3 separate regions of the Homo sapiens genome follow, and regions 1 and 3 are each linked to region 2. Evidence: chromatin loops called from intact Hi-C (ENCODE). Cell type or tissue: gastrocnemius medialis. All regions are shown on one strand. Each heading gives the region's core, and the rest is flanking DNA. Links, peaks and the distances in the headings are about the cores only. Region 1 overlaps KANSL1 (KAT8 regulatory NSL complex subunit 1). Region 2 holds the start of LOC107985027 (a long non-coding RNA gene). Region 3 overlaps KANSL1 (KAT8 regulatory NSL complex subunit 1).

Evidence for each region. Peaks named below come from ENCODE experiments on the same cell type or tissue, not always from the same donor. Only the 100,000 strongest peaks of a DNase experiment are listed, where the experiment ranks them.
Region 1: it touches region 2 in a loop (2.3-fold over the local background); 25 of 110 quality-filtered maps call a loop at or near these places.
Region 3: it touches region 2 in a loop (1.8-fold over the local background); 6 of 110 quality-filtered maps call a loop at or near these places.

What each region holds. Positions count from the first base shown.
Region 1 is chr17:46,104,329-46,113,629 of GRCh38, forward strand. The region is part of intron 2 of KANSL1 (KAT8 regulatory NSL complex subunit 1); the gene reads right to left. Among named protein-coding and RNA genes, the nearest start is that of KANSL1, 84 kb to the right of the region's middle. In gastrocnemius medialis, for the core only: no CTCF peak of the experiment used is centred there; a DNase peak (open chromatin) is centred at 4,693; H3K4me3 peaks cover 370 bases; H3K27ac peaks cover 4,884 bases.
Region 2 is chr17:46,156,601-46,167,733 of GRCh38, forward strand. The region is part of intron 2 of KANSL1 (KAT8 regulatory NSL complex subunit 1); the gene reads right to left. It overlaps LOC107985027 (a long non-coding RNA gene), which reads right to left and starts at 5,870. Exons shown (of 2, transcript XR_001752923.1): 1 at 4,867-5,870. In gastrocnemius medialis, for the core only: no CTCF peak of the experiment used is centred there; no DNase peak of the experiment used is centred there; H3K27ac peaks cover 5,748 bases.
Region 3 is chr17:46,055,066-46,066,198 of GRCh38, forward strand. The region is part of intron 6 of KANSL1 (KAT8 regulatory NSL complex subunit 1); the gene reads right to left. Among named protein-coding and RNA genes, the nearest start is that of STH, 61 kb to the left of the region's middle. In gastrocnemius medialis, for the core only: a CTCF peak has its summit at 6,615; a DNase peak (open chromatin) is centred at 8,406; H3K27ac peaks cover 7,408 bases.

The DNA.
Region 1 (9,301 bases), core at 1,302-9,301, 52 kb before region 2:
AGCATCTTCTAACACTAAAACCCACGTCTCTCCAGGAAAGTTTTTCCTTGTGCATCGTACCTCACAATTCACTCTTTGTCCTCTTCAAGCTTAGTTGGATCCTCTTATTTTGTTATTTGTATGTGCTATTATTTCCAAGTCATGTCATATATATAACTGGTCTCCAACTAGATTATCCATGCCTCCTTATGGGAACTACCATGTGTTTTAACTGTAAGACAATTTTTAATGATGTCTGTGCACATGTAGTTTACAAGTAAATTTGCAAAAAATATAAACAATATGAGAGAGTTTTAGCTGATGCCTTATCCTGTTTAATTCTCAAATGTTTATATTTTAAAAACACTTAACTGAAGTATTCTAATGGAGGAAAAAATGGCATGACAAAGAAGTATGGAAATGGCTTACAGTTCTTGACTGGCTGTAGGACTGAACATGGAATTTGAGCATGAAGATTTTGAGCAAAATACTAGGCTACTTACTGTGTCTTTTTTCTTTTTTTTTTAGACAAAGTTTTGTTCTTATCGCCTAGGCTGGAGTGCAATGGTGCGATCTCGGCTCACTGCAACCTCTGCTTCCCAGGTTCAAGCGAATCTCCTGCCTCAGCCTCCCAAGTAGCTGGGATTACAGGTGCCCGTCACCACGCCTCGCTAATTTTTTGTATTTTTAGTAGAAACAAGGTTTCACTTGGACAGGCTGGTCTCAAACTCCTGACCTCAGGTGATCCACCCACCTCGGCTTCCCAAAGTGCTGGAATTACAGGCGTGAGCAACCGCACATGGCCTACTGTGTCTTCTTTAGAGAATAAGACTGTTATGTTTCAAGAATAAAGCAAATGACAAATAGTGAAAGGCTCTCAGTTATTCAAAGTACTGCCATTCCAGAGCAGCTCCTCCAGAGTGAATTAATTTTCTGTCTACTTTTCTTCCTTTCAAAAGTTAAACTGAGGTTAGAATGTTCAAATTCTGTATGTGATACTAATTTCTCTTTCAAAGAGATTGCTTGAGGCCGAGCATGGTGGCTCAGGCCTGTAATCCCAGCACTTTGGGAGGCTGAGGCGGGCAGATGACTTGAGGTCAGGAGTTCAAGACCAGCCTGACCAACATGGTGAAACCCCGTCTCTACTAAAAATACGAAAATTAGTAGGGAATGTGGTGGGTGCCTGTAATTCCAGCTACTTGGGAGGCTGAGGCAGAAGAATTACTTGAACCCTAGAGACAGACGCTGCAGTGAGTGAGATCACGCCATTGCACTCCAGACCAGGTGACAAGAGTGAAACCCTGTCTCAAAAAAACAAAAACAAAAAACCCCAAAATGATCACTCGAGCTCAGGACTTCGAGACCAGCCTGGGCAACAGGTGAAACCCCATGTCTCTACAAAAAAATACAAAAATTAGCCGGGAATGGTGGTGCAAGCCTAAGGTCCCAGCTACTCAGTAGGCTGAGGAGGGAGGATCGCTTGAGCCTGGGAGGTCAAGGCTGCAGTGAGTCGAGACTGCGCCACTGTACTCCAGCCTGGGCAGCACAGCAAGACCTTCACACACACACACACACACACACACACAGAGCAAGGCCTTGACACACACACACACACACACACACACACACACACACACACACCCCCCCAGAAGGGTGAAGGAGCAGAAAAGTACAGTGTATTGAGGCAGGGTCCCCCTTTCATCCCTACTACCCCAGTCCCACATATTCCACAGGGAGAACTTGCCTCCGGCTATCTCTAGAAGAATGAGAGAATTTTAATACTAAATCCAACAGAAAAACATCTTCTTTCTCACTTTGAAAATACGGTTTATTGGAAAAGAGTATGGTGTCTGGAGTCAGTGAACACTGAGTTCCAAATCCTGGCCCCACCACTTAGCTAGCTATTATCATTGAGCCCCCAGTCAGCTACTGAGAAATCAAACAAGTTCCAACGCACAATCTCCAGGAATAATGCTCCAACTTTAGTAAGTCTAAGAATTGCCTGAGAGAGTTAAGTCTCACGTACCTTTATGAAGAAAAAGCCTCTTAGTTATTATGTAAGATATCTATGAGACCATACTTTTTTTGTTTTGTTTTGTTTTTGAGATGGAGTCTCGCTCTTTCGCCCAGGCTGGAGTACAGTGGTGCGATCTCGGCTCACTGCAACCTCTGCCTCACGGGTTCAAGCAATTCTCCTGCCTCAGCCTCCCGAGTAGCTGGGATTACAGGCGTCCACCACCACACCTGGCTAATTTTTGTATTTTTAGTAGAGACGGGGTTTCACCATGTTGGCCAGGCTGGTCTCAAACTCCTGACCTCAGGTGATCTACCCACCTCGGTCTCCCAAAGTGCTGGGAATACAGGTGTGAGCCAATGCGCCCAGCTGAGACCATATTTTCAGAAATAGTCCTTAAAGACACTGAGGTTTAGCAACAGAACCCATCTTCAAGAAAATGAGTTGAACCAAAAATTAATTTGTTAATAAACTTACCAGTTCTTAAAAATAAATGTGGTAAAAAGGAACAAAACAAACAAAAAAGTGAATAAATAGAAGAAACCCTGGTACAGGCAAGGTGGTGTAGACTCTATTCTTTCTCCCAGCTCATCCCTGTTCTAAGCACAATTATAAATCCTGCAAATAACACAAGAGGCAATCAAAGGAAAACTCTGAAAGATAGAAAAGGGAAGGCAAACTAGTTAAAGGCCCCAGGACTAAAGGAACAACACAGTGACAAAAGCATCTAATAAACACTATCCAACCGAAAGAAGGTAACCCAAGTTTGGCATTTCCTGGCTTCCAAGAGAGCAACAAAGAGCATCTCAGACAGGCTCATTCCCTGCCTCCATATAAGGGAAGTATTTCCTTCAATACCAGGGAAGCACTGCAGCAACAGCAAGGGGGATGGATCAGGAGGTCTGCTAATAATAGGAAGCCAGAGGAAACGTTATTGCCCCATTTCTCTATTTCTTTTTACGGCAAATACTCATTATTCTAATTTGTCTCTTCTCACTGTTTCTTTAACACAGGGTTTCAACCCACTATTGCACCAAAGCTGCTGGTCAAGGTCACCAATGACCTCCACTGTACTAAATCCAATTTCCACATTTCAGTCCTTACCACCCTTGATCCATCACCAGTATCCAACAAAGGTGAGTACTCCCTCCTTCAAATACTTTCTCCACTTCTCTTTCAAGACATACTAACCTGGCTTTTCTATTGTCTTTTTGAATTCCTTGTAAGACTGCATATGCGAAATCACTAAATCTTCTTTCCTATACTTCCTTTCTAGGTGATCTTACCCAAACTCATGGCTTTAAGTATCCAACTATGTTTCTGACTCCCAAATTCCTACCTCGAGCTGAAATCGCTCCCCTCAACTCCAGATTCCTGTTTCTACCTGCCTACTCAACACTTCTATTTGAATGTCTAAAAAGTGTCTCAAACTTTACATGATCAAAATGAAGTTGATACTTTCCCCTCCCCAACTCCTATATGCCATCCCAAACCTGCTTCAACTAGATGGATCTGTTCAGGTCAAAAACCTCCATGTAATCCTTAATTTCAACCCCCCACCACCTCTATCTCTCTCATAAACACACTCAATTGGCAAATCTTATTGGCACTGTCTTCAAATATATCCAGTATTCAGCCACTTCTTGCCACTTCATTGTTAGTACTTTGGTTGAATCTTTCTAGATGAGTCCAAGAGCCTCTAAATGGGCTTCTAGCTCTCACCCTTGACCACTTTCAGGATATTATCATGAACATAGCAGCCAGCCTAATATTGTATAAAAGGATAAGTTCGATCATGTCACTCCTCTACCCAAAACCTAGCCTAGTTGTTTACCATCTCTAAAAACCCAAGTCCTGACAACGACCCTGTAAGGCCTCAAACAGAGAGCCTCTATCACCCAATCCCTGCTACCTCTCTGGCCTCATCTCCTGTTCTCCTCCTGGCTCATTCCATTCCAGTCACTGCTGTTTGCTGAACATGTTAGGCAAGCTGTCACCCACAGGACCTTTTATTTGCTATTCCTAAAGCAGATATCCTCACTTTCTTCAGGTCATTTCCTTACATGACACTTTATTAAGGCTTTCCCTTAACTGTCCTATAAAATTGCAACCCCTCTCCAAATACCCCCTACACACCTTTCTTTCCCGCTTCCTGGCTTTATTAATAGAACCTTCATGAAAATTATTTTTAATTATCTATCTTTCTTACTGTCTGTTTCCCCCACTAGAATCATATCCGGAAAACAGAGATTTTTGTCTTGTTCACCATAATATCTCTGGGTGCTTGGAACAATGCCTAGCAAATGGCAGGTACTCAAATATTTGTTCAAAGGGAAGGAAGGAAGCAGGAAGAGAGAGGGAATGAGGGTAACAGGCTGGAACTATGATCCTAACTTTTCCTTACAAAAGATTAAAACCAAAGTAATTCCAGACTGAAGCTAACCCCTTTTCTCATCTGGTGCCAACAGACCTCATAAAACTAACTCTGGCCTCCTCATAAAACTAACTCTGGCCTCTAATGCTGAAAGCGAGTCAAGCAATTATAGTCCACACTCTTAGTCCAAGTATACACAAACCAGGGAAAATAAAGCTATATTACAAAGTGAAAACTACTAACAAGATATTTGAGAGCTCTTCTTTTTTTGGAGATAGGATCTTGCACTGTCACCCGGGCTGAAGGGCAGTGATGCAATCATAGCTCACTATAGCCTCAATCACCTGAGCTCAAGCAACCACTCTCACCTCAGTCTCTGCAGTAGCTGGGACCTCAGATGTGCACCACCACGCCCAGCTAATTTTATTTTTTCATAGAAATGGAGCCTCACGATGTTGCCCAGGCTGGTCTCAAACTCCTAGGCTCAGGTGATTCTCCTGCCTCAGCCTTCCAAAATGTTGGGATTACAGGTGTGAGCCACTGCACCCAGTCTAATCCCAACCATACACAACTTGAATGGAAACTTGCTGAGGGTACTATAGATGTTCCAGAGTAAAAACGTTTCCGCTTTTACACATGGTAAAATACAAAATTCTCACATCTCAATTTCTATGCTTTTGCAAACCACTTACTAACAGAATCGTGAATTATATGATACGTGTAAGATAGTTAAGTTTTATTGGCAGATTTCGATTCTGCCACATCAAATTGAAAAATATTCTGTCATGTTCATCATTATATATTATATAAATTTGCCTCCCTCAAAAACCACACCCCCACCAAAAAAAAACCCTTAAGAAATAATTTTTAATGACATAGACCTCAAAGGTTGAGCTAGTTTTCAGTTAAAGAATGACTGAGGGCACAAAGGTGGACATTTTTACCATCCTAAAAATTGGAAGATATCACTCCCAGGGTGGCTGTGTGATTTCAATGACATAACATTTTTAAAGTCTAGCATTCCATTATAAGTGCTCAGTAAATGGGAAGTTGCTGCTGCTCTTACAAGCTTCTGACTACCATACCTGGTTGAACTAACTCAGTTACCACAAGGTACTCTATGCCCTTACATCTAATGACAAATATTTGTTTTGAAAAACGTATACTCCTTAAACACACTTGAGAAACAGGAACCAGAGACCCAAGTACATTTTGTTCTGAATCAAATTCCAGCATGCACAGCAAAGTGCATGTAGAGGGGTGAGAGGGTGACTAGGGAGACTGCTTCAATGGGAGATTATTCTGCAGTAGTGCCTTAACTGTAGAACAGTGATGATGATAAACTCATCCTAAATTTAGGACTACTGACAGGAACAAGTGACCACAGTAACTGTTCATCTTAAGTCGTAAAAAGCTTTCTGGCAATACTCATCTTCAAAAAAACCTAGCATGTAGGAAAAATCTTTTATGTGTTTGAATAAGGGTAATATAGTTAAAGCTAAAGGCTTAGATTTTTAACTGGTCTAATGAGAGAAAGCACAGTAGTCATATAATAAGAAGGTTTATGTTTTACTTCATTTTACTAGTGTTTCCTCATGAGAATTAAGTAACAGAAATTATAGGAATCACAAATGAAGTGCTTACTCCATGCAAAACACTGGTCTGGCACATTACAGATATTAATTCACGAAATCCTCATTAAAACCCTGTCAAGTGGGTATTATGATCATCACTGCCCCATTTTTATAATAAGGAAACTAAGACAATAAGGCTAAGTAACTTGTCTAAGGTCACACCACTAACAAGCAGAGCCAAGACTTGACATAGGTGCTCTGGGCCAGAGTTTTTGTTAACAGTTGGAATATACAAATTTACAAGTATTACTGCCAAATCAATTTTCTCAAAAATAAGTCAAAGTGGAGGAAGGGGGGAGATGACCCTCTGAATTCACTAAGGTTCTGTGAAAAGATGCTGAAACAAATAAAAAGAGTATTTGATTGTCAAATATATGCTATTTAGAAATACTAATGGAAAAGAATACTGTGGGCAAGAAAAGAATCACAAGTATTTGTGCTGAGTTCTGAAAGGAGAGAAATAAGGTTGGGGTGGGAGGTGGGGAAAGCAGGTCAAGCATGGAATAGAGCATGAATAAAAATGCACAGTCAGAAAAGTAAAAAGCTATGTCCTAGATACAAAGCAGTAGTAATAGGTAGAAATAGTATTACAAAAACAGCAGTGTCACTAGGTATCAGGCACTCAATGCATAACTAAAGAGAACATAAAAATAATTAAAACTATAGTGAAACAAATAACAAGAACATGTCATATTCCTGGTTGTGATAACTACCTATCATAATTGTAGTTTTTTTCCCTTAAATTATTAAGTTGGAGCAGTTATTTTACGTCTGATGCATTTCTTAAGCGGTTTTAAAGAAGGGCATAGAATATGTGATGATAAATTTGACACAATAATTTGAGTTCATGTGAATGAGTGTTCAAACATTGCCAAGAAAACACTGAAAGATAATTTTTAAAGATGGAGTTTCGCTCTGTCGTCCAGGCTGGAGTGCGATGGCGTGATCTCGGCTTACTGCAACCTCCGCCTCCCGGGCAAGCCATTCTCCTGCCTCAGCCTCGCAGGTAGCTAGGACTACAGGCATGTGCTGCCAAGCCCAGCTAATTTTTTGTATTTTTAGTAGAGATAGGGTTTCACCATGTTGGCCAGGCTGGTCTCAAACTCCTGACCTCAGATGATCCCCCTGCCTCCACCTCCCAAAGTGCTGGGATTACAGGCATGATCCACCGTGCCCAACCGAAAGAGAATATTAAGGAAGACTCTGCCCAACCAATTATTAAAATTGCCATTATACAACAAGTATAATCAATAGATACGGATGGTATTTGAACTAGACTAGACAAAGAGATCAGCAGACCACAAAATACAACATATACATCCAAGTATACATGGCAACGTAATATGCAAAGATGACATCTCAATTCTCAGAAGAAAGAACATTGTATTTAATTGTTGATATTGATATAACCAACTACACATTTGGGAAGAAAGGAGAGGGAATTCCTATCTTACACTACACACAAAAATAAATCTAAAGTGTGTTAAAGACTTTAGCATAATCACTGCATTGGGAGGCATTCTTAAAGAACAGAAGAAAAGCAGAAACCAGAAAAGTTTATTTTTTGGAAAATTAATTAAAAATTCTCATGCTCTCTGATCCACTTTTCAAGATTCGATCCCACAGAAACGAGAGCACCAATACAATAATGTTTACTATCAAGGTAACTGAAAGCAACTGTATTTCCCAAAGGAGAATGGCTGAGTATATTATTGTACACCTCTATAGGGAGTGTTATATAATCATTAAGAATGAAGACAGGCACGGTGGCTCACACCTATAATCCCAGGGCTTTGGGAGCCCAAGGTGGGTGGATTGCCTGAGGTCAGGAGTTCAAGACCAGCCTGACCAACATGGTGAAACCCCATCTCTACTAAAAAATAAAAAAATTAGCCAGGCATGATGGGGTGCACCTGTAGTCCTAGCTACTCAGGAGGCTGAGGTAAGAAAATCGCTTGAACCCAGGAGGTGAAGGTTGCAGTGAGCCAAGATCAAGTCATTGCACTCCAGCCTGGGTGAAAAGAGTGAAACTCTGTCTCAAAAAAAAAAAAAAAAAAAAAAAAAAAGAATCCAGACCGGGAGTGGTGGCTCACGCTTGTAATCTCAGCCCTTTGGGAGGCTGAGGCGAGCGGATCACCTGAGGTCAGGAATTCGAGACCGGCGTGGCCAACATGGTGAAACCCCATCTCTACTAAAAATACAAAAATTAGCCGGACATGGTGGTGTGTGCCTGTAGTATCAGCTACTCAGGAGGCTGAGGTGGGAGAATCGCTTGAACCTGGGAGGCAGAGGTTGTAGTGAGCCAAGATCACACTACTGCATTCCATCCTGGGTGAGAGTGAGACATTGTCTCCAAAAAACAAAACAAAACAAAACAAAAAACTGGGCAGATAAATTTTTTTTTTTTTTGAGATGGAGTGTCACTCTTGTTGCCCAGGCTGGAGTGCAATGGCACAATCTTGGCTCACTACAACCTCCGCCTCCCAAGTTCAAGTGATTCTCCTGCCTTAGCCTCTCGAGTAGGTGGGATTACAGGCATGCGCCATCACGCCGGGCTAATTTTGTATTTTTGGTAGAGACAGGGTTTCTCCATGTTGGTCAGGGTGGTCTTGAACTCCCGACCTCAGGTGACCCGCCCACCTTGGCCTCCCAAAGTGTTGGGATTACAGGCGTGAGCCACCAGGCCCGGCCGGGACAGATAATTTTAGACATCAATTTAAGTGGGAAGAAGACTACAAAGAATACAAAGAAACTAGCAATGCCTGAAGACATTTTTTGTTGTCACAACTGGGGGTGGGGGGATGGTACTTGGTAGAGGCCAGAGATGCCGCTAACCATACTACAACACAGGACAGTTTCCTACAAGAAAATGTCAGTAGAGCTGACACTAAGAAACCTTGCTGTATATGAACCACTGATAAGAATAAAATCTTAGCTTTCCAAGGTCAATCTTGCCTTTTAGCCCCATCATGGCCCCACGTGTTTGCAGGTTCTTTGGCTAAGCCACCAAATAGCTGTTATGGTCTGTTAACAATCAAATGAATGGCAAGGGAGAAGTTTAAGCCATGACCCAGCATTTAAAAAATAATGGAAAAGAATACAACAGAAAACTAAGAGTATGCAGCATGCAGAGTATGTGGGGAAAGTAATTTTTGTTAAAGTTAGGCATATGCAAGCCTTTGTGTCTCTCAAATTTACCTGTAGGTATAAGTGGGGCAAACTGTTTATCGCACGGTAGATCATGCTCAAAGAAAGTCATTCAAGATACTCCTCAGTTCTCTCATCCAAAAAACTCATGAG
Region 2 (11,133 bases), core at 1,372-9,371:
TTATTTAAAATACTAAAACGAAACAGAGACGGGGTCTCGCTATGATGCCTATTCTGGTCTAGAACTCCCGGGCTCAAGGGATCCTCCCAAGGAACTCGGCCCACAATGTCTAATTCTAATGCTTCCTCTTTTACTTGAAAGTGGAGGGGAAGGCTGGGAGCAGTGGCTCACACCTGAAATCCCAGCTACTCAGGAGGCTGAGGCAGGAGAATCGCTTGAACCAGGGAGGTGGAGGTTGCACTGAGCTGAGATCACACCACTGTACGCCAGCCTGGGTGACAGAGTGAGACTCTATCTCCAAAAAAAAAAAAAAAAATCAGTCACATAAATTACTCATTGAAGACAGGAACCAAGTTTTCAATTCTTCTTAAGTGTTTTCATCATTCCTGATCTAACCACCAGAGAAGTGTTTCCTTGCCCTTTGGTGGCAAGGTTAATCTTGGTGATAAATGATCCTGAAAGGCTAGTCTCCAAATAATTAGAACCTTGAAAATGTTTATATTTTTCTCTGCTCGGAAAATTCTGGAACCCCTTTTCTAGGACTGCCACAAGGACACTTCTGACTATCCTCAATGATGACACATTTTAGTTTCCATTCAGATTACCAATTATGGTAACTCCCCTGATCACTGTTTAAGTACTACTTATTAAAGGAACAAACATTAAGCTATTGCTCTTGGAAGGCCAGCCTGCTAGGAAACACCCAAGAGCAATTCTGTACCTTATCCTTCCCTAAATTAGTCAGCCAATCTTACCATTCAAGGATGAAATTAAAGGCATTTATCTCATCTAGTAATACCATCAGTAAACCATGGAAGCTTAAATAATCTAACATTGCTTTGGACATTATGGAAATGACAACCTCAGCACCTAATAAAATGTAAAACCAAATATATACATATCATGTCAATGTCTTGAATGTACAATTACCTTGAAAATTTCAAAGTCACCTCACATTTCTCAACTCTTGGACCTGAGACCTGCTTACTATCAAGTTATCATTGAGAACAAATTAAGAATTCTCAATTGAGAGGTCACCTGTTGCACTAAGCAAACCGCCTGCAAATACTAAATTAGCTTTTCTACTTACACTATCAAGTCAAATTACTTCTGGTAATGCTTGAGTGTATTTGCATGAGATCAATTTCATATACAGTTGGGCAGAAGCAAAATGAGTCTTAAGCAAGCTTCATTCTGTTTTCATCTTACAAAGAAAAGACTGGCCTGTCCTCCCAGCCTTTTGAATAAGGATCTTGAAAAATTCACTACGCACAGGGTGTGCCCAAAGAATACTTGCTGGAAAAATATGCTGGGAGAGTGCCAATTTAAAAAGAAAAACATTTTCGCCCAGTTGGAAATCTAGAGAAAGAATAGTTGTAGCAATTCAGCTAAAAACTCTCAAGACCTGAAGAAAATTTTAGAAAAACCCCAGATCTTTTTGTTATTGGAGTAAAATTCTATGAAAGGCAACTAAATGAATCAATGAAGTATTCAACTATGCTAATTTTATGCACCTAAAAAGCAGTAACTGAAATTCTGCCTTTGACATTTGACGGTGCAAAAAGCACTAAGTACCTTATTTGTTCTACATAAATGAACTTTATAATCTGCAATAGTTTTTAAATCAACTGTTTCTGGGAAATAATGAAAGCATTTTATTTTCCTTTTTAAAAAAGCAAGAATAACAAAACTTCTTTATTGTTTTGCTTTTTGGGAGGAGGGGTTGGGGGAATTGGGATAAATTTTTGTTTTCCATTAGAGACTTTTTTTTTTTTTTTTGAGACAGTCTCGCTCAGTCGCCCAGCTGGAGTGCGGTGGCACGATCGATCTCGGCTCACTGCAACATCTGCCTCCCAGGTTCAAGTGATTCTTGCACCTCAGCCTTCCAAGTAGCTGGGATTACGGGCATGTGTCACCATGCCCAGCCAATTTTTGTATTTTTTGTTTTGTTTGTTTTTGAGACTGAGTCTCGCTCTATCGCCCAGGCTGGAGTGCAGTGGAGCAATCTCAGCTCACTGTAACCTCCACCACCTGGGTTCAAGTGATTCTCCTGCCTCAGCGTCCCGAGTAGCTGGGATTACAGGTGCCCGCCACCACACCCGGTTCATTTTTGTATTTTTAGTAGAGACGAGGTTTCACCATGTTGGCAAGGCTGGTCTCAAACTCCTGACCTCAAGCGATCTGCCTGCCTTGGCCTCACAAAGTGCTGGGATTACAGGCATAAGCCACCACACCCGGCCAAGAGACTTATTTCTGAAGCATAACACTCCAGCAATAGCTTGATTAAGCTAAAAAGATACCCATCTGTTACAGGCCTTTGTCTTCAGTCTCTCACTACAACACCCACCCCTTTCCAGGTCCACTCAGAACCTTACGCTCAGATTTTTTTTTCACTGCAATAAGTGAACACAACAAAAAATTACAGTTACTACAGGGACACACTGGTCCCAGGTTGCCTCATGAGAAAAGCAGGTGAGTAGGCCTGCTGGAGCTTTGCACTAACTCTATGGACCCTGTGGAAACTGCATGCAATGCAGGCTACATGGAGGGTCACCGGGCTGCTCACTATACCTCAGCAAAGCAAAAGGCCTGCCTATGCCTATGACAACAGCCTTTCCCATCACAGCCTGGTCCCACCACAAAACAACAAGCAATATTCTTCCAAAAAGTACAGTCCTAATTTTAAAAGTGAGGAACTCGAGCCTAGGTAGACAAAATGTAACAATTCTTAACAGTTGTCCAGAATTCTTTCTACTCTCTTACTCCCCTTTTAGTACTAATACCACAAATGCTAAGAAAAATAACCTCTAGTTCATCCTTCAAGTTTTCTGGTACTTGCCAAATCAATAAAAATAACATGTGAAATGTTAATCACAAACCACCTACTCAGACACTGAAATGACACAAATACAGACTAAGTAGATGAAAACCAATCAGGATAGTCCTCAACTATTCTTTCAATATCCTTTCAAGTTCTATGGTAACTAGATTTACCAGCAAGAGTTTTCTTGAGGAAAATACTAAACACAAAGCACATGCTTACAATTCACCTGTAAGCACAAGTTAAGAATAATGGAGAAAGAACATAAAATACCTTCATAACTCAAAAGAGCTCCTTTTCCAGCAACTGGGGAAATAGTTGTTTGGGGCTTTTCCACATAAGATATAAATCATCCCTTTCGAATGTCAAAAATGTTTAATTTAGCCATTTGATGGGGAAAAACCTTTAATAGTTCACTTCTCTAGAGTGTTTATTACAGTAAAGGAAAACTATTTAAACTTCCCACCATCCCTCCTGGTCAATGCTGGTGTCCACCCACGTACTGTGTGGTCAGAGAGCTGTCTAAAGGAGTTACAGCAAACAGCAAAGCTATGTGCCTTCAGGTTGCTCCATTTCTCAAAATAGAATCTTTTTTCTGCCCTCTCTCTATCAGTTCCAGGAGTTATCTTCTATTCAGAAGATAGAACATGTATGACCACAAGCAAATTATTTAACATATCTATAGTCTTGGGTCTCAACTGTAAAACAGGGTATCATCATCATATGGAAGATTTAAAGACAACAAACCTAAACCACCTAACATACAGAAAGGTGTGATCAATAAATACTAATTCCTTTCTTTTCTTCCTTTTTTAAAAAAAATAACTTCAACCACTTCCTAGATGTTAGTCTGCCCTAGCAAAATGTCCCTCCTCTACCCATCCAACTTTTTTTAAGACAAGGTCTCACTCTGCTGCTCACGCTGGAGTGCGGTGGTGCAATCTCGACTCACTGCAACCTCTACCTCCCAGGCTCAAAGCAATCCTCCTACCTCAGCCTCCCGTGTAAGCTGGGACTATAGGCGCATGCCACCACGCCTGGCTACTTTTTTTTGTAGAGAAGGGGTTTCGCCATGTTACCCAGGCTGCTCTAGAACTCCTGGGCTCAAGAGATCTGCCCGCCTTGGCCTCCCCAAGTGCTGGAATTACAGGAGAGAGGCATCACGCCCATATAACCCATCCAACTTCTACTCCACAAAAGAAAATGAGTAATTTTCTTTTACTCATATTGTAGGCTTAAGGATGTATCTGGTTAAGATACATATGGCCATTATACCTTTCCTCAAAAAATACGTATTACCAAATTAATGTATAATAGTCTTCTGAATATAAACATAAATGCCATTATTTTACATGATGGTTGGTAGACCTCTTTTCATCAACCAAATCTAATGAACAATTTGATTCTGTTTACACTAAAAAAGCTAGTGCTTATGCCCAGGAGATAGGTAAAGAGCCTAGATTATTATCTTGATCTCTTATTAGCTGTTTGACATTAAGTTACTTAAACTTTCCATTCTGCAGTTTGAGTCTGTAAAATTAAAATTATCTATCTCATTGTACTGTTGGAGGATTACATAAATTAATTTGTAAAAAGCTCTTTATAACTAAAGAGCTAAAAACAATTCAACAAATGTGGGCTATTATTTCTCTACCAGAATGTCTCAACTCTGTTGTCTGCTTAGGCAAAGTTGGTTAAAAACGTTGTTCCCAGCAGGGCACAGTGGCTCACACCTGTAATCCCAGCACTTTGGGAGGCCGAGGTGGGCTGATCACGAGGTCAGCAGATCGAGACCATCCTGGCTAACATGATGAAACCCCACCTCTACTAAAAAAAAAAAAAAAAAAAAAAAAAAATACAAAAAATTAGCCGGGTGTGGTGGCAGACGCCTGCAGTCCCAGCTACTTGGGAGGCTGAGGCAGGAGAATGGCGTGAACCTGGAAGTTGGAGCTTGCAGTGAGCCCAGGTCATGCCACTGCACTCCAGCCTGGGCGACAGAGCGAGACTCTGTCTCAAAAAAAAAAAAACCTTGTTTCCTAGCTCACCCAAATCAGTTCGGTCAAAATCCTCCTGGGTTCTCAGGTTTAAGACTAATTCAGTCCCAAAGGCCCTAAACTCTGCCACCCTGTTTCTTCCCAGGATACATCTCTTGTAAGTACCTGAGAAACAAACCGGAAATAGCAATTAAAGGGAGAGCAAGGAAATGGCACTACATATACAAGGGTATTCAATTCCCTGGCACATGCCCTCTATTCTTTTAGGCCTAAGTAAAACAACTTATAAGAACATGATTTTAAATGAACTATGACACCTCTCTCTAGTTGCCATTCCCCAATCTCCCCATTTCCCCCGCCCCCAAAACAATTTTCTCTACAATTCCTCTTACCTGAGTTCTGAATATAATCTACATGATTACTACAATGCTACTAAATAGGCTGCTAGAGCAAACCACAACATTCACAATTTAATAGCAAATTTTCAGTATATTCTGCTTGCAGAGCAGACCCTACAACTTTCATCAGGCTTAAAATAATTTCAAAGCAATTTTGTCTACCATGGTACAAGAAACCTTTCTTCACACTTATAGAAATATAAAATCAAACAGGACACAGTTGCCACAAAGCCTTAACTAATGAGAATCAAAACTGGTAAGATTTATTCTTATGTTTACTATATACTAAACCCCCTTGGTTTCAAATCTATATAAACTCAATGTTTTCTTTACATTGGATATGTAAGCATAATTTTCCCAGATGCACAATAGAAAATTGGAGAAAGATAATTCACTGGTAAACATGAAAGGGCATGACCTTAGGCATGAATTTCTACCCAGCTTGCAAAATAATCTAGTCCACTTTGGTCCATGTTTAGGGAGGTGGGGAAATGAATTAAAGTACCATCCATTTATAACAGAATGTGGACCCATGCTTTCCCTTTTCTAGTTAAAACTATTTGTTTTATCACACTGACAGAGCCTAATCGGGGGCTCTACAAAGGACACTCCAGGTATACCCAACAAAGGAAAATATTTAAATAAAAATTAATGAATGCCTACCTCATCTGCTCCTTCTCCATCTTGACATATCCATCCAATGTAGTTACCCCTGCCAAACAAAAATCTGGGAATCACCCATGGCACCTCTTCCCTTTTGCTCACCACATGCAATCAGCCACAAGCCCTCATCACCCCTACTTCCAATAACCAATTCTCTTAAATCTTTCCTGCCAAAGGCTGAGTCCACCATTCAGCTAACTGGTTAGCCTAAATTCACCTCTATTCCCCTTCTCCACACAAGCGGGGTCTGAAAAATACAAATCATGTAAGCCATGTCAATGGCTTCACAATAAAAATTTTAACTTTATATAATCAACAAGGCCATCTGTATGATCTGGCAACTAGCTACCTCTCTGGTCTCATTTCTCACTACTTGTAAAATACACTATACTTTGCTCTGTTCTTTGAGAGTCAAGCACCTTCCATTTCCAGGACCTTAGCATGTCTTGTTTCCTCAATGAGCAGCAAAGCCCCTTCTCACCCACCAATTCCTTCTTATCCTTCAGGTCTCAGCTTACATGTCACTTCCTTCAGAAGACTCACCATCACATCCCCATCACATGCTGCCTAGATATATCCAATATGCACCCTCAGATCACTCTGAACTTTGTTCCTGTAGCACCCACAACAATCATAAATATATCATCTATGTAATTACCCGCTTAAATATTAATCTCTCTCTAATCTATATTCCCCATGAGGGCAAGACAAGGATTGTATCTTTCTTAACCACTGGATCCCTAGCATCCCAGCATGTAGCAGGCATTCAATGTAGAGTTAATGAATGAATTAATCAAATCCAAACTCCTCCAATGAAGGTTTTCAGGTCTCTACAGAGCAACTCCTCCCCCATTTATAGAAGATTATTTGGAAGCTTATTTCCTCACTGTTTTTTATTTTTTCAGACACAGGGTCTCACTTTGTCGCCCATGCTGGAGTTTAGTGGCACAATCATAGCTTACCCAAGCCTTGAACTCCTAGGCTCAACCCATCTTCCTGTCTCAACTTCCTGAGAGCTGGGATTACAGGCTCAAGCTACTGCACCCAGCCATTTCCTCATTTTTAACACTTGCTGGAACTTGTAAGGAATACAGAAACCTTCATTTTTAAGACTCTAGTAAAGAACCTGGACTCTCATGAGCTCTTAAGATTATTTTGCAAACTGAGTACTGAAATGCTTCTGGTAACCATCTATTGCTGTAGTCAGCCAGGCTTAAAACTTCAATCACCTATGATGATCCCTCCCGTCATTGCCCCCACACATCACAGTTATTAAGTCCCATTCAATTTACCTCTACATCATTTCTGGAATTATCTCTTTTTCTTCTCACATTACATTTACCATCTGTACCTATAATACTATGTCTTCAACATATCCCATTCCCATGGTGCCACCAAAGCCCTATACCTTTCAACTTGTCTTCTCTGTGTGCCCTGTGCTTTCTGCCTATACTGACCTCTCAGTAGGTCACAATCAAAAGAAAACTGTCTATCAAAATCTTTGCCAACCTTCAAGGTTCATTTCTAACATCACTAAGTGCCAGGCACTGTTCTAAACATTCATCTTTGTCTTACTAAGTTCTTCACTCCCTTCACTCTTTAAACTTCTTGAGGATACAAACTTAGCTTATTCATCTGTTATCTCTTGTGTCTTACACATTTACTTACTCCATAAGTACTTATTATATGACTTTAACACTACCATAAAAGAGTACGTTCACTTCAGAGAACAAAAACAACAATCACAAGGTGGCAGAAAACACTATAGCAACTATATCTACGGTAAATGGGTAACACCCAAATTCCTGATGCCTAAGTTCCTTTCTTCAGAATCCCACAACAAGCACTAAGAATGATTTTCACTACCTACGTTTCTTCTCAGGAAAAAAATGAGAAGAGAATAGAAGAAAAAAACACAAGTTCCTACTTCTGCCACTTGACGTCATGTGCAGATTAGGAGAAAAGCCAAGGGGCATTAAATCAAAGGTGTTCAACAAATGAAAGTTTACTCAGCTCTGAAGTAAATTCTGTAAGAATACAATGAAATTATTCCCACATTTCTATCCCATACATCAAGAAATAAGATAATCACTTTAATGGACTATGAAAAGTAAATCAACCAAAGAAATGAATGAAGGCATTAGAAGAACCAAAGCTTTAAGTCACAAGTCAAGAAACCTGTTTTGTTTCAACTTATACCAGTGCTTTGCTGGGTTCTTTGCCTCAGCTTCCCCCAATGCAAAAAAATGGTGATGAGAATAGTTTCATTCATGTTATTTAAAGATAAACAGTCACATTTCAAAGTAGTTTGAGACCTAAAGGTCACGTAGGGTCAGCTCCCTCACTTTAATTAGAAAAATGGTTACATTAGTCCTATAGCTAGTTTTTAGCAGAAGAAGGGTTTAGCTGAGAAGACTTGGGTATCCTGGCTGATGTTCCTCCCAACCCACCACTTTATGAAATGATAAAGAGTAGAAAAATGATAGCCGGGTGTTTGGTGCATGCCTGTAGTCCCAGTTACTCCTGAGGCTGAGGCAGGAAGATCACTTGAACCTGGGAAGCAGAGACTGCAATGAGCTGACATCACGCCACTGCACTCCAGCCTGAGTGACAGAACAAGACTCTCTCTCAAATATATACATACATACAAACATACATAAAAAGTAAAAAATGACAAAGCAATTTGATTGCCACTTTGGCAACATCATCTGTGTATTCTTAATAAATTCAAGTAAGAGTTACTTTTTTTTATTTTTATTTTTACTTATTTATTTGAAATGGAGTCTCGCTCTGTCGCCCAGGCTGGAGTGCAGTGGTGCGATCTCGGCTCACTGCAAGCTCCACCTCCTGGGTTCTGGCCATTCTCCTGCCTCAGCCTCCCGAGTAGCTGGGACTACAGGGGACCGCCACCACGCCCGGCTAATTTTTTGAATTTTTAGTAGAGACGGCGTTTCACCGTGTTAGCCAGGATGGTCTCAATCTCCTGAACTCGTGATCCACCCACCTCAGCCTCCCAAAGTGCTGGGATTACAGGTATTTTTATTTTTTTTTTGAGACACAGTTTCACTCTGCCACCCAGGATGGAGTGCAGAGCTGAGATTTCAGCTCACTGCAACTCCTGCCTCCTGGGTTCAAGTGATTCTCGTGCTTCAACCTCCCAAGTAGCTGGGATTAAAGGCGTGCACCACCACGCCTGGCTAATTTTTGAATTTTTGGTAGAGACGGGGTTTCACCATGTTGGCCAGGCTGGTCTCCAACTCCTGACCTCAAGTGATCCACCCACCTTGGCCTCCCAAAGTGCTGGGATTACAGACATGAGCCACCAAGCCAGACCAAAAGCAACAATATAGAACATTCCAAAGTATCTAAAAAGCAAAACCTATAAACACACTAGTAATTCATTTTACCATGAGGTCTTCATAAACTCCAAGAGGATAAAATTCCCCAGGAGGGGCTAGGCACAGTGGCTCTCGCCTGTAATCCCAGCACTTCGGTAGGCCAAGGTGGGTGGATTACCTGAGGTCGGGAGTTCTGAGACCAGCCTGGGCCACATGGTGAAACCCCGTCTCTACTAAAAATACAAAAATTAGCCAGGCATGGTGGTGGGCGCCTGTAATCCCAGCTTACTCAGGAGGCTGAGGCAGAAGAATTGCTTGAGCCTGGGAGGTGGAGATTGCAGTGAGCCGAGATCATGCCACTGTAACTCTAGCCTGGGCGACAGAGTGAGACTCTGTCTCAAAAAAAAAAAAAAAGGGCTGGGCACAGTGACTTACACCTGTAATCCCAGCACTGTGGGAGGCCAAGGCGGGTAGATCACCTGAGGTCAGGAGTTCGAGACCAGCCTGAGCAACATGGCAAAACCCTGCCTCTACTAAAAGTACAAAAATTAGCCGGGCGTGGTGACAGGCACCTGTAATTCCAGCTACTCAGAAGGCTGAGGCAGCAGAATCACTTGAACCCGGGAGCCAGAGGTTGCAGTGAGCCAAGATCGCGCCACTGCACTCCAGCCTGGGCAACAAGAGCAACATTCGGTCTCCAAAAAAAAAAAAAATTCCTGAGGGTGAGAAAACTCACTGCAATCAAGACCATCCAAAATTCAAATAAGCGCTTTAGTGTCACTGAACTGCATCCATAGTCTATTTTTACCCAACCCTGATCTGAAACAGACTTCAGGAGACTATTAGACAAAACACAGGTTAGCATAAATTCAACCAGAAATAAAAACATGAAAATAGGGAAACAAAATGAAGCTATTAAAAAGGTACAAGCTTAGCTCTAAATTTCCAGATGTCAATAGGAAAAAAGAAACCTAGTGAACAATTACAGCACCCAGGTAATAAAAACAGACTAAAAGCTTAGACAAACATACAATTATTCTTGGCTGCACATCTTTCTCCCTGAGGTCTTTATAAAGAAGGCATTGCAGAATACAGAGAATATCCTCAACAATATTTCAGTAATCACAATGAAATGTTTTATGAGGTTATTTTTATACTGAACTTCAAGATAAGCCTAGAGTAACGGTTGGGAGAAAAAAAAGAAAAAAAAAATTTCGGGGACAGAGAGAAAAAAAGAAAGGAAAAAAAAAAAAACTTAGGAGAGAGAGACCTACATAATGTGGTCCAGGTACCCAGAACACTGCTGATTTAAGAGCACAATTAAGAGAATTTCTGGAAAAAAAATATTATTTTAACAAGTAGTTACTATATAGAAGTTTATAAGCACAGGACCCAGAAAATGAAAAGCAAATTTAGCAAAATGTGGAATGGGTCCAGGAATTAAACAAAATTGCAGGGAAAAAAAAACAACTCTAAGAGGGAAAAACAAAGAATATAAAAGAAAGAAGAGCAAGCACAACTCAGCAAGTACATTACATACATATGATAATTAAATGCTTTTATTTCTACATCTACAATTAAGAATTAAACATTAAGATATTTACGGAAGCATGCAGCTTCCTTCTTAATCCCATAATCAAGGAGATAAAATTTAAATTCCTGTACCTTCCACAGTGATGAAATATCATTGTTTAGTGACATCATATCAAACACAACGTACTGCAGAATTTTCAAAGCAGTTATATTTCCACTGTACCAAGAAAGGAAGATATGTGAAATATTTCATGAAAATTTTCCAAGAAGAGTTTAAAACAAAAAGGGTAAGAGTTTTTAAACCAGACATAAAATCAGTCAACCATAAAAATTAATTTAAAAAACTCTCTCTAAAGTCTCATTTAGCAATATAGTTTACTGTCAAG
Region 3 (11,133 bases), core at 1,811-9,810, 100 kb before region 2:
GTCTCGATCTCCTGACCTCGTGATCCGCCTGCCTCAGCTTCCCAAAGTGCTGGGATTACAGACGTGAGCCACCGTGTCCGGCCCAAAGTAAGTTTTATTTAGAAATACAAGTGAAAGGCCAGGCGCGGTGGCTCACGCCTGTATTCCCAGCACTTTGGGAAGCCAAGGCAGGTGGATCACCTGAGGTTAGGAGTTCAAGACCAGCCTGACCAACATGGTGAAACCTCGTCTCTACTAAAAATACAAAAAATTAGCCGGGCATGGTGGCGGGCGCCTGTAATCCCAGCTACTCGGGAGGCTGAGGCAGAAGAATCGCTTGAACCCAGGAGGCAGACGTTACAGTGAGCTGAGATCGCACCACTGCACTCCAGCCTGGGCGACAAGAGCAAAACTCCCTCTCAAAAAAAAAAAAAAGTGAAAAAAGATTATATTCTTGACTGTAACAACAAAAAATGCCCTGGAATAAGTTTAACAAGAAATTTAAGCACAAAGCTTAAAGATATTGATATTCTACAAATTAATGCAGAATCTTAATAGACTTGAGGGGGGAGGGGAGACAAGGCAAAGGGGATTTAAACAAATAATCTAAAAGATACAACTGAAAGAATGTAAGGAACCATTCCCCAAAATTTCTGATAAGCAAAAATACAGGGGAGTGATCTGGCCTATTACATGTTTTATAGTTACAGTAATTAAAATAATCTGCCCTCGGTTAAGAAACAGAAAATTTAAATAAAAACAAAAATTGACCAAAGTATATATGACAGTTTATTGTTTAACTAAAATAATACTTTTAAATCAGTTTAAAAAAACAAAAGGAGGTATTACTTTTTCAACAAATGAATCAGGAAAACCAAGAGGTCATACAGAAGAAAACGGCTGCATTTCTGCCTCACACCAAAATTAATTCTAAATAAAGATTTATTCATTTTCATTTTATTTTATTTTTTTGATACAGAGTCTCGCTCTGTTGCCCAGGCTAGAGTGCAATGGTGCGATCTCGGCTCACTGCAACCTCCATCTCCGGGTTCAAGTGATTCTCCTGCCTTAGCCTCCCAAGTAGGTGGGATTACAGGCACCCACCACCAAGCCTGGCTAATTTCTGTATTTTTAGTAGAGACGGGGGTTTCGCCATGCTGGCAAGGTTGGTCTCAAACTCCTGACCTCAGGTAATCCACCCACCTTGGCCTCCCAAAGTGCTAGAATAACAAGTGTGAGCCACCGTGCCTGGCCCCAAATAAAGATTTAAATATAAAAACAAATATTATACTCAAATCTAAAAAAAAAAAAATTGTGAAGCAATATATAGTGGTTAACAGTATGAGCTGTGGAGCCAGACTGCCTGGGTTTGAACCTTGACTCCGCCACTTACTAGCTGTGTGGCCTTAAGACAAGTTACTGTGTCTTCATCTTTACTAACAGGAGAGTACCTGATAGAGTTGTTTTAAAGATAAATAACTCACAACAGTATCTGGCTCTCGACTCTTAATCACTTTTGTAAAACCGTAAGTATAGCTACTGATAGAACATTTACCATCAAACTTGATAGAACATTTACCATCAAAGATCTTGATTTCAAAATTCTAGCTTCTTAACACTGTATAATATGATCATTGATAAGTCACATGACATCCTTAAATTTTCTCACTTGTTAAAAAGGACTAATAATACCAATTTCATGGGAGTGTAGGAAAGATCAAATGACTCTGTAACTGTTAAAACATTACACAAATGTTAGCTAAATTAGTATACCGCATGATTTCTCAACAGCTGGCACTTCTTTGTTGTGGGGCACAGTCCTGTGCACTGTAGATATCTAGCAGCATCTCTGTCCTCATGGTGCATGTGCCTCCCTACTCCCCCAATTTGTGAAAATGAGTAATTACTACAGATATTGCCAAATGTCTCCTGTGAGGACAAAATCACTGAGAACCATGAGGTTCAAATTACGGTCATCCCGTCTAGAAAAATTCAAAGCACAGGCTCCCATTAAATATTAGTGGTGAGTCACAGTAAACATAAGACTCAGTAAAAAAGGAAAACAAAAAAAATAAAAATTAATAGTAAGAACAAAGCTCTCAAAGACTATTGTCAAGAACAAGCCTGAAGAGAGCTTCCCCTACCAAAGATCAGATAACGTTAGCATCATAAAGAAAAGACTACAATGGCTTGAAATACCTCAAATATGTTTCAATCAATGACTCACAGCCCCTTCATGAAAAACTTCAGTGACTGTCCTTAGAGGATAGTAGAAAACTAATTTGTTATTTTGAAAATTGGTAAATAAAAAAAAACAACAAATCATGCTTTCTTCTGTACAAACTGTACCTCAGGGTAAACAAATAGTTGAAAAGGACAATTTTCCCTTTATAAACATATTCTATCTAGCTAATAAAAGAAAAACAGAAATGATACAAGTAGAATATCACCATTCTTCAGCTTCCAATTTAACAATGGGTCCAGGCAATGATCACCAGTGGTTGATAACAAACAGTTTAGTCATTACGTGTCTTCTGATACAAGCATAAGGCGGCCACCTTGTGTTTTCTCACGAAACTAAAACTGGACTTATTCACGTTTCTACTAGTTTTCAAGAAAAACAAGGGACAGAAAAACATCACTGTTTTTTAAATGCACTAAAAATAAGATGGATTAATAAATGGAAGGATGATTGTATGCTAAAATGTTAGTGGTAGAACCTAGGGAGTAGCTACATAGGTGTTCACTGTAAAATTCATTCAACTTCGTATCTGAATAATTTCATAACAAAATTTGGAAAAGAAAACAGTGACACCACAGGACTTCTGCTTCTAGCAGAGTAATAGTGATCAGATTTACCTTTCAGTCATAAACCAGAAAACTGGACAACAGGCAGTATAACACTGAGAAATAAATGGGGTGGTCTCTAAGACTGCCCTGGTTTTCCGTCTGGAAGTACATTCTAGACTGCAGGGCAGGGAGAGGATCTGAAGCAGAGTATAATAGCTTCACTGAGTTGAGGAAGCAAATTCTCACTAGATCAGAATTCAGAGACTAAGGAAACTGAAAATTGCAAGGCAAAATTCTTGAGAGGAGGAAGCTTTACAGAAAAAGAGCCCCAGAAATCTTCATAAGATCCCCCTGAGTGTTTGCTAAATATTAAAAGGTGCATGTAAAGGGTGAAACTATCAGGCCAGGCAAGAGCAACTAGGCAGCTGTGAGCTGAAATGGTTTCCACAGCTAACACAAGCCTGAGAGGCTTTTAAACTGTGACCAGCCAAAGTTGCATAGAGAATTCAAGACAGAAGATCCTGCTTTAGTTGTGGAGCTAGACTACTAAGGTGGCCAACTCCTCACCTGACCTAACAAATGACAAGGAATTTACCTGCCAGCAAAACAAAGCCTCTTTAAAGGAAGATGGCACAATCCACATGCTACAAGCAGGGAAAATTATTAATTGGATTTTCAGCTTAAAACATAAATAAAACATTGTTAGATATGCCAAGAGGCAAGAAAATACTACTATAGGGATAAAATTTTTAAAAGAAAGTAGGCTGTGGGAAACTAAGGTATCAGATAAATGAAGTTTTCTCAACAAATAAATCACCTATATGGATAGCTTGTATCAAACCAACACTCTCACTAATTGGAAAAGCCAGATTTAAAACACACACACACACACACACACACACACACACACTCTCTCTCTCTCTCTCTCTCTCTCTCTCTCTCTCTCTCTCTCTCTCTCAAAACATAAGAAAAATGCTGACATAATGACAATATTGAAAGCTAAGATTCCAGAGAGGAAAAGAACCTGGCCAACATGGCGAAAACCCATCTCTACTAAAAACACAAAAATTAGCTAGGCATGGTGGCACGTGTCTGTAATCTCAGCTACTTGCTGAGGCAGGAGAATCGCTTGAACCTGGGAGATGGAGGTTTCAGTGAGCCAAGGATGTGCCACTGCACTCCAGCCTGGGCAACAGAGCGAGACTCCATCTCGGAAAAAAAAAAAAAGAAAGAAAGAAAAAAAAAAGAGCAGAGCTTTTGGTACTCTTGTAGGGCTGAATGGATAACACTAGAGACTTGAAATGTCAAATTATCAATAAAAAGAGGACAGGGAACTAAGCATGACACACTTCCAAGTACCACCCTCCCAAAGAAAAAGCTGAAGTTGTGAATGGTAGGAGGCTACAAAGCTAAGTGGAAAGTCTCTGAAAAGGGCAGAGATGTTTCTGGCAGTCTCGTGAGGAGACTAGAATTAGATCTCAGGATATGCTAAGAGGAAAGGAGGCTGGGCACAGTGGCTCACACCTGTAATCCCAGCACTTTGGGAGGCTGAGGCGGGCAGACCACCTAAGGTCAGGAGTTCGAAACCAGCTTGGCCAACATGGTGAAACCCCGTCTCTACTAAAAATACAAAAATTAGCTGGGCATGGTAGCACGCGCCTGTAGTCCCAGCTACTTGGAAGGCTGAGGCAGGAAGGAGAATCATATGAACCCGGGAGGCAGACGTTGCAGTGAGCCAAGATCATGCCATTGCACTTCAGCCTGGGTGACAGAGCGAGGCGAGGCTCTGACTCCAAAAAAAAAAAAAAAAAAAAGAGAGAGAGAGAGAGAGAAAAGGAAACTGATCAACACATGTTCTCAGCTGGAACTAAGAGAGAGAAACAGACTGTTATCTTTTTGAGACAGAGTCTAGCTCTGCTGCCCAGACTGGAGTGCAGTAGCTTGATCTTGACTCACTGCAACCTCTGCCTCCCAGCTTCAAACCATTCACCTGCCTCAGCCACCTGTGTAGCTGCCACCACAGCTGGCTTTTTTATTTTTGAGATGAAGAGATTGCACCACTGCACTCCAGCCTGGCGACAGAGCGAGACTCCATCTTGGGGGAGGGGAGGGGGACAAAAAACAAACAACAACAACAAAAAATCAGCCTGTGCAACACAGTGAGACCTGCATCTCAATAAAATAATGAGATAAAATACTTGATACACGAAGAAATTCCCACGTTCCCTTAATTAATACTGCAATGCTATCAATTCTCTTTGAAGGAATTCCCAAGAAATACTCAATTTAATACTTATGAAGGAATTAATACCAAAGTAAAACTCTATTCACCATTTTCTGTTAATCATAGCATATTCGTCCAAAACACTAAAAGAATTCTTTTGGCTCAAGGACAGGTTATAATCATTTGCTTTTGCTTTGCATTTGATATTCGTTATCTAACTCATCCACTGTTAACATGTGGAAAGATTTTCAAAGGTTTGGCAACTCTATCACAATCAAGCATATCCCACAACTGGCTCTTGAAGATCCATCAGAGTGAAGAAACAAAACGTGTAAGCTTCTATTTTATCTCAGTCTTTCAAAATTTATTTTGTATGTGTTTTATAATGTATATATAAAACACCGTCATAACAGTTTAGAGGTAACTGTTCCAAGCACAGAGTGATTTCTGAGTATTCTTTTAGTAGCTTTATGTCCTAAGGTACAATTTTCTACATGGCATGCTTGCTCCTTTCCAAATGTCTAACTAGTATGAAAAAGTTGGTTGGGCCTCCAAGGTCTATTGCACTCTGTCAAGGAAGAACGTATCAAATTATTAACTTTTAATACTGACTCATATTCTAGTTCATTAGTCCTCAACCATGGTGTCATGAAACTGGATTTAAATAGGTGGAATCAAAACTAGGAGGCCTAGAATCATATATTAACACCTTTATTTACCCTGATGTCTACAGGAAACCTGGTCATAGCCATGAGAGAATGCCCTGTACAAAAATGTCACTCTTCAAGTGTGATACAATGGGAAGAAGAGGAGGACTACTCGGAATTCTATGGAAGCCAGCTTTAAAATTTGGCCCAGAGCAATCCCCCCTATGACAACAAGGACTACAAAATTCTAAAATGATGCCAGTACACTGCCAATTTGTTAGGAAATTGCTACTTTTTAAAAAATTGAAAGAAATGCTATTAAGGGCAATAAAAATTTCAAGGGTATGTTAGTAATAAATGTAGCCATTACCTATTCTACTGGTTATTAGTACAAAAAAACCCAGCCTTTTCAACCATTCATTTCCAAACACTGATGGTTTCCACTGCCAGACTATACACAAGTTTCTAATGGTCCACAGTAAATTGAGAATGAGAACAATGCAGTAAATTATTAATAAAACTACATTCTTTTCTTTTTTAAAAAAATACTATTTGTCTTATGGTTTAATTATAAACATAATTTTACTTAAAAAATAAAAAGCAACCTTATTTGAAAATTGGCTGGTACCAATTTTATTTTAATAACTTTATTGATCTGAAATCTTAGTACGTTTAGGTTAAGTTATAAACACCTACTTCACTTAGGCACTGGGCCAGGAAAAGAACATAATGGCATATAAGAACTTTCCACTGGAGTGCTTCTTCATTCACTTAGATAATTACTAACATCCACCATACTAGACCCCTAAAGTGATGAAACACACAATAAATAGCAATATAGGCTATTCAGTAATTACAACTAGTAATTCCGTCATTTTATAATAAAATTATGATTTAGGAAGTACTCCATGTTCTCCATGAGCCTTACTCTGATATTCACTTACCACACCCTAGTGGTTATTCCTTAGATTACATTTAAAATATTCCACATTCAGAGTTGTAGAGGCCTTAGACTATTATCTCCTCCAGGATTACTACTGTTAGTCTGTCTTTCCACCTCCAGTCTCTTGTGCCAATCCATCCCAAACATAATAGTTACAGATTGGCCGGGCGCGGTGGCTCACGCCTGTAATCCCAGCACTTTGGGAGGCCAAGGCGGATGGATCAGCTGAAGTCAGGAGTTCGAGACCAGCCTGGCCAACATGGTGAAACCTTGTCTCTACTAAAAATACAAATATTAGCCAGGCGTCGTCGTGGGTGCCTGTGATCCCAGCTACTCAGGAGGCTGAGGCAGGAAAATTGCTTGAACCCGGGAGGCGGAGGCTGCAGTGAGCTGAGATTGTGCCATTGCACTCCAGCCTGGGTGACAGATCAAGACTCCGACTCAAAAAAAAAAAAAAAAAACAAACAAACAAAAAAAAAAAAAAAACATGTTACAGCAGATTTACCTCCCCCAAAATAGCTTACAACACTTCTCTGCTCAAAAATTTAAAACTTATAGACTGAAACCCAAATCATCAGTTTGGGCATTCAAGGCTTCCTATTTATTTACTGATAGATCTCATTTCTCTTTATTCCCAACGAGTTTAACTTACTGAACACTTTGTTTTAGTCATTGATTTTAAGAAGTACAAGTGATATAACAACAGCTTTTTTTTTTTTTTTTTTTTTTTAGATGGACTCTCACTCTCTCACCAGGCTGGAGTGCTGTGGCGAGATCTCAGCTCACTGCAACCTCTGACTTCTTGGTTCAAGCGATTCTCCTGCCCCAGCCTCTCGAGTAGCTGGGATTACAGGCACGTGCCACCACGCCCAGCTAATTTTTGTATTTTTAGTAGAGATGGGGTTTCATCATGTTGGCCAGGGTGGTCTTGATCTCCTGACCTCATGATCTGCCCCACCTTGGCCTCCCAAAGTGCTGGGATTACAGGCATGAGCCACTGTGCCTGGCCAGCCTTTTTAAGGGCAAAAGAGTTACTGCACTAAACGTGCATCTCAATTTTAAGATATATTCCAGCCATAATTCAACTAAGCTGATAGCCCTTTAAAAACACAGTAATTGGGCTGGGTGTGGTGGCTCACGCCTGTAATCCCAGCACTTTGGGAGGCCGAGGCGGGTGGATCACTTGAGGTCAGGAGTTCGAGACCAGTCTGGCCAACACGGTGAAACCTCATCTCTACTAAAAATACAAAAAATAGCTGGGCGTGGTGGCGTATGCCTGTAACCCCAGCTACTCGGGAGAATGAGGCAGGAGAATCGCTTGAACCCGGGAGGAGGAGGTTGCAGTGAGCCGAGATCGCACCATTGCACTCCAGCCTGAGCAACAGAGCAAGACTCCATCTCAAAGAAAAAACAAAACAAAACAAAACCTCAATGAGTTCCCTCAAGTATGTTTTATTTGGTTCTGGAATGCAGTAGAGATCATTTAAGATGCAGGTAAGGAAAAAATATTAATCACTTGCTTTGTGTGTTCTGTACTCTGTACTCACAATAACTGTGAACTCACTGTCATGTAACAATATTAGAACATAATTTACCTGTTAACTTCTTTGCTGTCATTAGAAAGTAAGCTCCATGAAGATAAGGGCTTTGTTTTCCTTACCAATGCAACCTGGCTGCCCTGAATAATACGGTGGGCATTCAAAAATGCTGTTGAATAAATCTGTCTGGAAAACCGAGCAATTCAAGATGACAGAAGACAAGATGCTTGCTCATCAGCAAATACCACTGAGGTCATGTCATGAGTGAGGAGCCATGTGAGACACAGAAAGCAACCTAGACAGAAGGAATGGGGTGTGTCTCTAACTCTGGAAGAACTCCAGCTTTCTGCTAGATCTAGTACATGGTATATTTCCCAAAGTCAACTAATTTCTCTGTCTTATTTTTCATGCAGCTTACTTTTGTGTCAGGATGATTCTGTTTTAGAAAGTGGCATTGGAACAAAAGGATATTTAGTTTTATGCCTATCTCTTGCCTAAGCTACCTTTTATAATTTTATATGTACATTCAAAACTACATTCGTTCTTAGGCATGGATCAGAAGAAGGTTGGCTACTTCACATATTAAAAAACAAAATCCAGGAGGCCACCACATACTTCAGAAAATTTTTATACGACTCCTGATGTCATGCCATAGTGGCTGGTAAACTGCCAAAACAGAGGAAGGGTGCTTTATTTTCATGAGGTGGCGGTTTTTTTTTTTTTTTTAAAATGTAAAAGCATTCTGTGTTAAATTCATCAAGGAATTGACAAAAAGCTATTTTCCTACACTTGACAGTAATATACTGTTTTCTGACATTCCTGTTATCAACTCCTCTGAAAATCTTTTAGAGATATACGACTATTAGTAAAAAAAAAAAAAAAAAACAAAAAAAAACTGAGACTGAAATGTCAATATGAAAACCCTGCCAAATACCTTATTCTTATCTATTTCTGCTATTTTGATATTTCAGGTAGAGTCCGAGGAATAGACAGGAAGAAATGGTATCGCCTGACAGTCAATTCTACAATTCTTTTCTTTAAAGAGAACATGGCAAACTTACACAGTACAACTGCATACTAGAATAAAACAAGGAAAGTACTGAAAATTCACCATGCAAATACTAATTGTTCCAGCAATTCTCTCATCTCCCTTATTTGTCATTAGCAAATATGTTGCTAGTGGCTCTCTTAAGAAAAATTCCCATTCTCTGCTCTCTTTTACAGCAACATTCTTTGAAAATGTTATCTACAATGGTTCCCTCAATTCCTTCTGTGGCCTTGTCTCCTGAAACCACTCCAACCATGCTTTAATTCACCTTTCTCCCTCTACCAAAACTGCTCACCAATGTCTGCAACAACCCCACCCCACTAAATTCAATGGTCTCAATTCTCAGCCTTCATCTTACTGATCCTGTCTGTAACAACTGACACAGACAATCCCTCCTCCTCCTCCCTCTCCAAAACACTTTCTCCCCTTGCCTTTCACATACCACACTCTCTTGGTTTTTCTTCTACTTTATTCGTCACTCCCTTCCCAATCCTTTCCTCATCTTTCACAGGAATGAGGAGGAATACCTAAGCTCTGGAATACATCAAAGGGCTAATCCATATACCTCTTCTTTATCTGAGCTCTCCAGCACTCTCTATTCCCTCCTCTATTGCATTTCTCTCTCCAGGATTTTTTTTAATTAATTAATTTTTTATTATTATTATACTTTAAGTTTTAGGGTACATGTGCACAACGTGCAGGTTAGTTACATATGTATACGTGTGTTTTTTTTGTTTGTTTTTTTGTTTTTTTAAAAGACAGAGTCTCAATCACTCTGTCATCCAGGCTGGAGTGCAGTGGCACAACCATGGTTCACTGCAGTGTCAACCTGGTGGGCTCAAATGATCCTCCCGCCTCAGCCTCCTGAGCAAATGGACTACACACGCTCGCCCACAGCAGGCTTTTTTTTTTTTTAAAGATATGGGGTCTCACTATGTTGCCCAGACTGGTCTCAAACTCCTGAACGCAAGTGATCCTCCTTCCTCAGCCTCCCAAAGTGCCAGGATTACAGGTATGAGCCACTGTGCCTAGCCTCTCTCCAAGATTTAATGCTATAGGACACACTGCAGAGTTCATTTATTATTTTCTTTCTCTTAACAACTAGAATATTTCATAGGGTAAGCACTTTTGTCTGTTTTGTTTAGTGTTGTATACCCAGTGACTAGACAGATTTAGCTCGTTGCAGGAAGCCAATAAATATTTGTTGAAAGAATGAATGAACAACAACAAAAGTGGTAACAATAACAGCCACTTTGTACGAGGAACTTATCAACCAGACATCCCAATAAGCATGTTACATATATTTCATTGAACCCTCAAACAACCCTATGAGATCTCTGAGGCTTTGGAGAGGAGTGGAAGTCAGGGTGGTTAACATGCACCAAATTACCAAACTACTAAGTGGTAGTACCATGATTCAAACCCAAGGTTATCATCTTCAAAGATAATGCTCTTAATTCCTGCACAGTACCAATTTTACTGGAATATTATTATCTCATTAGTTTTGGAATAAAGGCAACTGCTATTTGAAGAGTCAGCAATCTAAAATTCCCTACAGTTGTGAATTAATCTCCATTTCCTTTGTGAAGACAAACTTTTTTTTAGTAATATCAATTTAAAAACTTTAGTGAAGATTCCTTTTTTTCTCAGGCAGGGTCTCACTCTGTCACCCAAGCTTAAGTACAGTGGCACAAATACAGCTCAAAGCAGCCTCAACCTTATGGGTTCAAGCAATCCTGCCTCGGCCTCCTGAATAGCTGGGACTACAGGTGTGCACCACCATGCTTAATTTTTAAATACTTTGTAGAGATGAAGGTCTCACTATATTTTCCAGGCTGGTATTCAATTCCTAGGCTCAAGCAATCCTCCCGCCTTGGCCTCCCGAAGTGTTGGGATTACAGGCATGAGCCACTGCACATGGCCAAGATTCTTTTTTAGGGCAAAGGATTCTATACTGCCATTTT